2 separate regions of the Homo sapiens genome follow, and region 1 is linked to region 2. A link is a contact called in ENCODE Hi-C or POLR2A ChIA-PET data. All regions are on one chromosome and are shown on one strand. The core of a region is the stretch at or near the end of the contact, and the rest is flanking DNA. Distances in the headings are between cores, read along the strand shown.

Region 1 (5,067 bases), core at 1,945-4,444, 820 kb before region 2:
TCTTCAAAGGACATCTTCTCAAGCCACCTCTATGGTGTCAAGACAAGTAGAACTCCTTCCCTTCCCACTTGAAACCCACAGTCAGATGTGACAGGGGCTGGTACTCAGGAGCGTTAGTTCTTGTCATCTTTTTTGTCATCATCCTCCGAGGGGTAGGAATGCCACGTCAGCCTTTCCTCATAGAAGGATATGACAACCTGTGGGCACTTGACATTGGCTTCCTTGGCAGGGACCAGGTCAGCCTCATCAGAGTTTTTCCTGCAGAATAAAGCAAAGAGAGACTTTGAGACCAGGTGCTGGTGGTCTATCCTAAGTTGGATAACCCAGGGGACAGTGCTTTAAAAATGGTAATTTTAGAAAAATAGGCTAGGGAACAATGAAAACGTGGCCCAAGCAGCATTTACTGGCAATTGTATGTCAAGTGACATCCTCAGAGTTAACTCTCCTGTTGAAAATTCCCTCTGGGGATTCGTGTATGTCAAAAGCCAGGTCAATGGACTTAACCAATCACATCTGAACATCTGGGCAAGGCCCCAAAAAGCATGACTCTCTAGATTCTCTGAGGGAAGAGAGGATACCTAGATTCTCTGAGGGAAGAGAAGTTACCACACTCCTCCAAAAGCCATATCCCAGCTGATAAGAACCCATGGAGAAATCTTGGCTTTGTAATAGGATTTTTTTTTTTTTTTTTTTGAGACAGAATCTCACTCTGTTGCCCAGCCTGGAGTGCAGTGGCATGATCTCGGATCACCACAACCTCCACCTCCTGGGTTCAAGCGATTTTCCTGCCTCAGCCTCCCCTAATAGCTGGAATTATAGGTGTGCGCCACCACACCCAGCTAATTTTTGTATTTTTAGTAGAGATGGGGTTTTGCCATCTCTACTAAAGATGTTGGCCAGGCTCATCTTGAACTCCTGACATCAGGTGATCCACCTGCCTCAGCCTCCCAAAGTGTTGGGATTACAGGCATGAGCCACCTCGCCCGGCCCGTAATAGGATTAAATACCACATCTGGCATTGGCCAGAGCAAATGAAGATGGACACTTTTTGCATAATCGTAATTACACTGACACTTCCAAATGCTATCCTCGCATAACTTCCAGGTGCTTTGAAATGATGTTTCAACATCGGGAGTAGAAAATGAGGGAGCTGTAGTTTTCTGAATTTTAAAATGTTTTCAAGTGGCTGGCCGCAGTGGCTCACACCTGTAATCCCAGCACTTTGGGAAGCCGAGGCAGGTGGATCACGAGGTCAGATCGAGACCATCCTGGCTAACACGGTGAAACCCTGTCTCTACTAAAAATACAAAAATTAGCCTGGTGTGGTGGCAGGCACCTGTAGTCCCAGCTACTTGGGAGGCTGAGGCAGGAGAATGGCGTGAAACTGGGAGGCAGAGCTTGCAGTGAGCCGAGATCATGCCACTGCACTCCAGCCTGGGCGACAGAGTGAGACTCTGTCTCAAAAAAAAAAAGTTTTCAAAATTTGAAAATCATACACATTATAAGGGAATTAGGAGTAAACTCTTAGGCAGGGAGCAGTAGCTCACGCCTATAATCCCAGCACTTTGGGAGGCCAAGGTGGGCAGGCCCAGGAGTTCAAGACCAGCCTGGTCAACATGGCAAAACCGTGTTGCTACTAAAAATACAAAAATTAGCCAGGCATGGTGGCGTGCGCCTGTAATCCCAACTATTCGGGAGGCTGAGGCACAAGAATCGCTTGAACCTGGGAGGTGGAGGTTGTAGTGAACAGAGATCGCCTCACTGCACTTCAGCCTGGGTGACAGAGCGAGACTCTGTCTCATTTAAAAAAAAAACAAACTCTTATCTTCAGGTTATTAGGAATGTCCTAGACAGAAGCAGTAGCGTAAAGCAAGCAGGAGACACCTGATGACATCTCTGACAAAGCACCACCCCAAATCTCTAGAACCTTAATAACAGGAAATCAGAGCCACATAGTCCCATAGAGCAGAAGAGTAAGCTGATAATGTATGTTTTTGAACAATGGACCCAAGAGAATGGGAGGGAAATGGGAATCTGAAGCATGCTGCCATTTGCTGACAGCTGAACAACACCCTCTGAGTTAAATTTAGTCATTTCACTCCCCAGAAATATTTACTACTTTTAGAAATATACAAAAATCTCTATTCTCCAGTAAAATAACTTTTTAAAATGTACTTTGTCTTATAATCAAATCCAGTTTTAACCTGTAGACAGCAGTGAGTCGGCCAGGTGCAGTGGCTCACGCCTGTAATCCTAGCACCTTGGGAGGCTGAGGTGGGTGGATCACCTGAGGTCAGGAGTTTGAGACCAGCCTGGCCAACATGGTGAAACCCCATCTCTATGAAAAATACAAAAATCAGCCAGGCGTGGTAGCACATGCCTGTAATCCCAGCTACTTGAGAGGCTGAGGCAGAAGAATCATTGAACCCGGAGGGGCGGAGGTTGCAGTGAGCTGAGATCGTGCCACTGCACTCCAGCCTGGGCGAAAGAGTGAGACTGTCTCAAAAAAAAAAAAAAAAAAAAAGACAGTAGTGAGTCAACCAAAGGAGTACAATCTTAAGCAATATGGAGATACTACTGTAACTCACACTGGTCACATGCAGAAAAAGTATATTCTAGCTAAACTGAGTAACTCACAGTATAACTTCTCCCACCCAATAAGCAGCATCTTAAAAATGAACTTTTCTCTTATAGGTTAACAATAAATCAGCTAAAAGAGGGGCAGCTCCAGTAACTGCCTAGGGAATACATAGAAGAGAATAGGTTAGTTAGTTGTGACTCTGGCTTTCAGTGGTGCTAAAGTTAGGCCCCTCCAGCCATACTGTAAAAGAGGATAATTAGTACAGACACGAGTTTCAGAGTAAGTTCTGGACTGACAAAAGGACAAAGCTCCATAGACTGTGTGTGTGTGTGTGTGTTTTAAAGGACAAAGTTTCTAGAATGCTGCCTTCATTGGCAATGGCTTAGAATTATTCCTTCCAAATTTTAAATACAATCATTGAGATCCACTTTGTGGGGAGAATGAGCAAGAAATAGGAAGAATGGCCTTCTTTTGACAGAGTAGGAAAATTACAGAGATTGTTGGGATAACTATCTTCATTAGGCTGTTTCATGGAGTATTACTATCACTGGTATTTATACTCATAATGGAAAAAAGCAGGCTTGCTCTATGCTTGATAGCAGTTAAGGAGCCTTGCTGACCCCTGCTGGCTGATCCTGTAATTGTAGAATCTGCACAAATTGAAAGGGATCCAACAATTAAGGACAAAAGGAAGAACTACAGATTCTTTCCTAACCCTGAGAATTTAGCAGAATTTCTGATTCTGGGGCCAGCCTCATCTTTATTAAGGAGGTGGTAGAAGGAGAGGGTGGTCCAATCACATTTCATTTTCTCCCCCTTTATTTACAGAAGTGAAATGTAATTCCTTCCCACACTCTTTCCACTCTAGATTGTCTCCCACCTCCTAAAAATATGGGCAAAGACCCAAGATTCCTAAGGGCTCCTACCTGTAACTCATGAGTCCAGGGTGGCAGTCAGGCCGAGGGTCACTATCGAAGGACTATGCCATCTTAACAATTTCACACTTGGGTGATTGGAATTTCGAAGGTCCAGCTCTTTTCCTCTGGCATGAAACCAATGGGAGAAGAAAAAAAACAACCACACAGAGCCACTGGCCGACTCACCATTTCATCAGGAACATGAGCTCTCCACTGGAGTCTGTAGCTCCAATAATCCGCTCCGGCTCCAAACCTCGAGCAAAGCCTCGTGGCTTTTCTGACTGTAAAAACAAGATGGGTAGAACAATTTTATCTATATGGGACTATTATCCAGACTGGAACCATTCCTGTGTCTCTGATTAATGTAATCACAAACTCTTTTTTTTTTTTTTTGAGACGGAATCTCACTCTGTCGCCCAGGCTGGAGTGCAGTGGTGCGATCTCGGCTCACTGCAGCCTCTGCCTCCCAGGTTCAAGTGATTCTCCTGCCTCAGCCTCCCAAGTAGCTGGGACCACAGGCACATGCCACCACGTCAGCTAATTTTTTGTATTTTTAGTAGAGACCCAGTTTCTCCGTGTTAGTCAGGATGGTCTTGATCTCCTGACCTTGTGATCCGCCCGCCTCGGCCTCCCAAGGGGCTGGGATTACAGGTGTGAGCCACCGTGCCCGGCCCAATCACAAACTCTTTTGCCAATATTTCACCAATACCTTGGCTCAAGTAAGAGAGCTGTTAGAATCCTTTGGAGTGATTATTCATCAATGTCTGAAGCGCATGAGATTTTCCCTATGTGAAAAGGGACATACAGCCCAAGCAAAATCAATGTTTACAACTATCTCTTCACTCTCAAAAAACAACTTACTTTAAGATACTGATTAAGTCAAAATAGCCACCTCACACCTTTAATGATTAAATATTGAAAACTATTTTTTACAAGAATGAATTCACTTGCCCTTATATCTGTCCCCAGCAAGTTTTCCATTTACTGCTCCTGTACCATGGATAAAAAGTAAGAGATCATGTGGCTTCATGACAGTACACTCTCACTTTGTAGGCATTAGCCTACCTAAGATTTCAGGACTAAGAAGAGACAGCTGCTAATATCAGGGAAGAAGCAGAACAAAACTACTTTGACAGTAGTTTGAATTGTGGGCTAGTAAAAATTCTTACTTCTATTCTTACCTCTTCTTTCTTCTTCTTTGGTTTGCTCTCCTCTCCCTTATCTTCAGAATCAGAATCAGCTTTGCGCTTGCCTCCCTCTGATTTATCTGTCTCATGTGCTGTTTTCTGTGACTGCAGAAACTCAGCAATGAGGTCGGGGCAATCCAGGTTCTCTTCTGGCTCCCATGTGTTGTCCTCACTGAAACCAGAGGGCACAGCAAGTCACACTTTCACTCAAATAAGTATACTCATACTAAGGATAATCGTAAGAGGACAAGACCTCAGATGTCTATGGAAAAGCTGAAATTCTTGGGGAATGGGGAAGCTTTTTAGTATAAATAGAAAGCTAAGAAACTGGCTTCCTTCAAAGGCAAATGACTTTTATTTGTCAATTTAAATTGGTCTGTAG
Region 2 (5,007 bases), core at 2,425-4,924:
CAAAGAAAGACTGGATAATCTGCTCAGAAGATACCAGTTATGTGTTGTAGCCATGGTAGTGAGCTCAAAACTCCACTCTCCTTTTTGTTGTTGTTGTTGTCGTTGTTGTTTTTGAGATACGGTCTCGCTTTGTTGCCCAGGCCAGTGCAGTGGTGCAATCAGAGTTCACTGAAGCCTTGACCTCCTGAGCTCAAGTGATCCTCCCACTTCAGCCCCCTGAGTAGCTGGGACTACAGGTACCTGCCATCACACCGAGCTAATTTTTTTTTTTTTTTTTTTTTTTTGGAGAGATGAGGTTTCGCTATGTTGCCCAGGCTGGTCTCCAATTCCTGGGCTCAAATGATCTGCCCACCTTGGCCTCCCACACACTTTCAATTATACCATGCTAGCAGGATATTTTAAATCTCCACATGATATGAAAATGTGCTGGCCCAGCACAGTGGCTCACGCCTGTAATCCCAGCACTTTGGGAGGCTGAGGCAGGTGGATCACCTGAGGTCAGGAGTTCGAGACCAGCCTGGCCAACATGGTGAAACCTTGTCTCTACTAAAAAAAAAAATTTTTAAATTAGCTGGGCGTGGTGGCCCGCACGCTGCGGTCTCAGCTACTCGGGAAGCTGAGGCAGGAGAATGGCTTGAACCCAGGAGGCGGAGGTTGCAGTGAGCCGAGATCTCGCCACTGCACTCCAGTCTGGGCGAAAGAGTGACACTCAGTCTCACAAAAAAAGAAAAAAGAAAAAAAAAGAAAATGTGCTGGGCACGGTGGTTCATGCCTGTAATCCCAGCACTTTGGGAGGCCAAGGCGGGCAGATCACGAGGTCAGGAGTTCAAGACCAGCCTGGCCAACAGAGTGAAACCCCATCTCTACTAAAGATACAAAAAAATTAGCCAGGCATAGTGGTGCGCACCTGTAATCCCAGCTACTCAGGAGGCTGAGGCAGAGAATTGCTTGAACCCGGGAGGCAGAGGTTGCAGTAAGCCGAAATCACGTCATTGCACTCCAGCCTGGGTGACAGAGCAAGACTCTATCTCAAAAAGAAAAGAAAAGAAAAGAAAAGAAAAGAAAATGTTTTTCTGGCCAGGTGCAGGTAGCTCACATCTGTAATCCCAACACTTCCAGAGGCTGAAGTGGGAGGATCCTTGAGGCCAGGAGTTTGAGACCAGCCTGGACAACATAGCAAGATCCCACCTGTAGTCCTAGATACTTGGGAGAGTGAGGAGGGAGGGTTACTTGAGCCCAGGAGATTAAGGCTATAATAGTGAGGGATGATTGCACCACTGCACTCCAGCCTGGGCAACAGAGTGAGACCCTGTTTCTAAAAACAAAAAAATTATTAAAAAAAAAAAAGTTTTCTTAAGAGTCCAGACTTGTGAATTGCCAGATTAGTGTAATTTTTAAAATATGTTTCTATTATAAAGTACCCATACTCATAAAAATATAAATCAATTTATTACACCCTCTAGAATTCACTATTAATTTTCAACATTTTTTTCATTCTTTTTCCATGCATATTTTTTCACAATTCTATGCATAGTTTTGCATTATAAAATATTTCTCAATATAAAATCTTCTTCAAGGCCAGGCGCAGTGGCTCATGCCTGCAATCCCAGCACTTTAGAAGGCCAAGGCGAGCAGATCACTTGAGGTCAGGAATTCAAGACCAGCCTGACCAACATGGTGAAACCCCTTCTCTACTAAAAATACAAAAATTAGCCGGGCATGGTGGTGCGCGCCTGTAATCCCAGCTACTTGGGAGGCTGAGGCAGGAGAATTGCTTGAACCGGGGAGGCAAAGGTTGCAGTGAGCAGAGACCGCACCACCGCACTACAGTGTGTGAAACAGAGTGAGACTCCGTCTCAAAAAATAATAATAATAAAAATAAAATATTCTTCAAAAACATGGCCGGGCGCGCTGGCTCACGCCTGTAATCCCAACACTTTGGGAGGCTGAGGCGGGCGGATCACGAGGTCAGGAGATCGAGACCATCCCGGCTAACACGGTGAAACCCCGTCTCTACTAAAAATACAAAAAATTAGCCGGGCGTGGTGGCGGGCGCCTATAGTCCCAGCTACTCCGGAGGCTGAGGCAGGAGAATGGCGTGAACCCGGGAGGCGGAGCTTGCAGTGAGCCGAGATAGCGCCGCTGCACTCCAGCTTGGCAACAGAGCGAGACTCCGTCTCAAAAAAAACACATGATTTTATTTCCTGTTTTATTTCTGCTTATTTCATCAAGTGAAAATATCATAACTTATTTCACCTTTTACTGTCAGTGGAACATTTACTTGTTTCCAATTTCGACAAACTCTGCAAATGCACATCTTTTTAAAAGAATCTGCATTTCTGATTCTTCAAAATAAATTCCTAGAAGTGATATTACTGGATGAAAAGTGGATGGAGAGCTTAAAGGCTCTTAGTTACTCAAGAATTACTGGGTCAAAGAGGATGGCCCATTCACAGCCTTTGAATAAAAATAAATATTGCCAAACTGCTTTCAAGGAAGGTTTTCTAATTCATCCTCTCACCAGCAATATAGGAGAGCGTGTGGCTCACATTAATAAAAAGAACTCTGCTGTTTTGAGCAGTACTAAGCGGAGCGTTTAAACTTATATTTCTTTGATTAGGAAGGCTGACATTCGTTCCTGCAATTCATATTTCTTCCTTACTGAATTGCCTGTTCCTATCCTTTGCTCGTTTTTCTATAGGGATATTATTTCATTCTTTCAGTGTTGTTTTTACAAAATAAACAATTTTTTTGTTTGTTTTTTCCCCCGAGACGGAATCCTGCTCAGTTGCCCAGGCTGGAGTGCAGTGGCGCGATCTCGGCTCCCTGCAACCTCGGCCTCCCGGGTTCAAGCGATTCTCCTGCCTCAGCCTCCCAAGTAGCTGGGATTACAGGCACGCGCCACCACCATGCCCGGCTAATTTTTGTATTCTTAGTAGAGACGGGGTTTCACCATGCTGGTCAGGCTGATCTCGAACTCCTGACCTCAGGTGATCCGCCCGCCTCGGCCTCCCAAAGTGCTGGGATTACAGGCGTGAGCCACTGCACCCGGCCCAACAAATGTTTTAGAAAGCCATCTGGATGATAGTCCATGACTGCTGAACACCGGCTGAGGTCCACAAAACTGCGCTCACCGCTTGGGGACTTTCCAGCCGGCCTTTACTCTCCATGGAAAGCGGTCTTTCCACAAACCTCCACGGTGGGAATTACTGCAAAGGCATCGGCTCTCCCGGCCTAGAATATCTCGCGGGATCTCAGCTGTCCTTGGGCCCCCCCCCTCAGCGCAACTACCAATCCCAACATGCAACGCGCCCCGTGGCCCAAGCGCCCGAATGAAGGCTCGGGGCCAAAGTCATGTGTCTGACTGCGTCACACGTCCCGTCATCTCTCCCACGCCTTTTTCTTCAGCGTACACCTTGGTCGCCATCTTGTGCGCGAGGTTATGGAACCTCTGAGTCCCGCCAACTCTATGGTCGAGCGTTTCAGGGATCGGCCAATCGTAATCCAGATCTCGTAGGAAAGCCCCGCCTCTATCCGCATGGAGGCGGGAATTGCCACGAAGCTCCTGTGGAGGGAGAGGAAGCAGCTGCGGAAAGCCAATAAGAGTGGGGAATCGATGACGTCAACCAATGGGGACGCGGGGATATTACGGCCAATGAGAATGGAGAAGGTCCAGGACACGTGGGTGGGGGAAGCTGAGCGCTGAGACCAAGGGCTAAAGCTGGGAGGTGAGTCTGTCACCTTGAGCCGGGCGAGCGCTGTGGGCCAAGCAGGGGTTGCAGGGTAGTAGGAGTGCAGGTGACTTGGGGCCGGGAGCCAGCAATAGGCAGGGTTGTGGGCTGGGCAGTGTGGAGGGGTATTTCCCCCCAGTGCTGGGAGAGGCTATGGCAATCTAGATATGGCCTTATCAATGAATGTTAATTACCAACGGTAATGAACGATTGACTGCCTCGGCTGGGGCGGGTCGGGGACTGCTGTGTAAGATGGGCAGGATCCTGCGCGACACCTGCCCAGTATCCGCCTCCAGTCTTCCCGAGAGACCATTCCCTTTCGCAACATTTCCTTCCTGGGGCTTGGGCACATTTCCTTGACTTCCGATCTCCATGACTTTGCTTTGAAGACCCACTGCTCTGTCCCTCTGACCTCTAATGCCCTCCTCAGCTGGGGCACGGTGCAAGGAAGAGCGTGGTCTAGGGAGGACGGACGGGGGTGAAGGGGACGACCAAAGGTCGTCATTATAAGCAAACAACCAGGGTCTCAGTGGGATTATTATTACTATTTTTTCCCCCTCTGCAGACTGAAAAAATGCAGACCGCCGGGGCATTATTCATTTCTCCAGCTCTGGTAAGGTGCCGCGCCGCAGTGCTCTGTAGTACCAGGTGTATGGTGTGGACGCCATCAGTGTTTAATGAATGAACCCAGGGGAGCTTGGCGTCCTGATGATGTAGGCTCTTTGAGGTGGCTGTAGGATGTGATGAAGGTAACCCCTGTTTATCTGGGCCTGTGAACCAAGCTATCTTGGCTTTGGAATGTGGTCAGAGAGTCTGGATTTGATTTTTATCCCCAGTCTGTCCTGGCCATAGAGACAGCCCACTAAAACAGTGGTTTTCAACAGTGGCTGCACGTTAGAATCATCCAGGGAACTTTTTAAAATCCTGATGCCTAGGCTGCACCTTAGACCATTTGCATCAGACTTTGGGAATGGGGGTGGAACCCAGGCATCTGTATCTTTTAAGACTTCTCCAGATGATTCCACCGTGCAGCCAAGTTTGAGAACCACTGCACTAAAAATTATTTCAAAAAAGCCATGTTACAGATGGCTCTCCTTGGATGGCTATTCCAGTCGGTTTCCGGGGCTGACTGGCCCACTCCATTTAGGGTGTGTAGCTGTGAGTGTATTTTAGCAGAATAAAATTTCCCCCATCTGATTACTTGGTGATCTGGGTATAAACCTTTCCTGTACCTGCTTTGGTATTAGTGTGGGTTCTTGTTCCATTCTGAGAAGCT

Evidence for each region. Hi-C counts contacts between places; a loop is a spot of excess contacts on that map. ChIA-PET counts read pairs that join two places held with the same protein, here RNA polymerase II (POLR2A). Pooled maps may share reads with other maps.
Region 1: a loop to region 2 is called in a pooled map, with 2.5 times the contacts of the local background. The contact joins the enhancer-like site here to the promoter of ATP5MC1 in region 2. A Hi-C loop is called at or near these places in 1 of 50 pooled maps. POLR2A ChIA-PET finds 5 or more read pairs at or near these places in 2 of 52 experiments (A673 and activated CD8-positive, alpha-beta memory T cell).

Annotation. Positions count from the first base shown.
Region 1 is chr17:48,071,322-48,076,388 of GRCh38, forward strand. It overlaps CBX1 (chromobox 1), which reads right to left. Exons shown (of 5, transcript NM_001127228.2): 3 at 4,680-4,857; 4 at 3,685-3,779; 5 at 1-258. The coding sequence ends at 114. Among named protein-coding and RNA genes, the nearest start is that of NFE2L1, 25 kb to the left of the region's middle. Within about 2 kb of position 3,195, at least 5 of the 41 ENCODE cell types and tissues checked have a DNase peak (open chromatin) inside an H3K27ac peak, as active enhancers do.
Region 2 is chr17:48,889,113-48,894,119 of GRCh38, forward strand. ATP5MC1 (ATP synthase membrane subunit c locus 1) reads left to right here and starts at 3,675. Exons shown (of 5, transcript NM_005175.3): 1 at 3,675-3,798; 2 at 4,297-4,344. The coding sequence starts at 4,306. It overlaps LOC105371814 (a long non-coding RNA gene), which reads right to left. Exons shown (of 4, transcript NR_135674.1): 2 at 3,135-3,565. RefSeq lists enhancers at 2,491-3,470, 3,108-3,567, 3,578-3,697, 4,278-4,387, 4,428-4,477.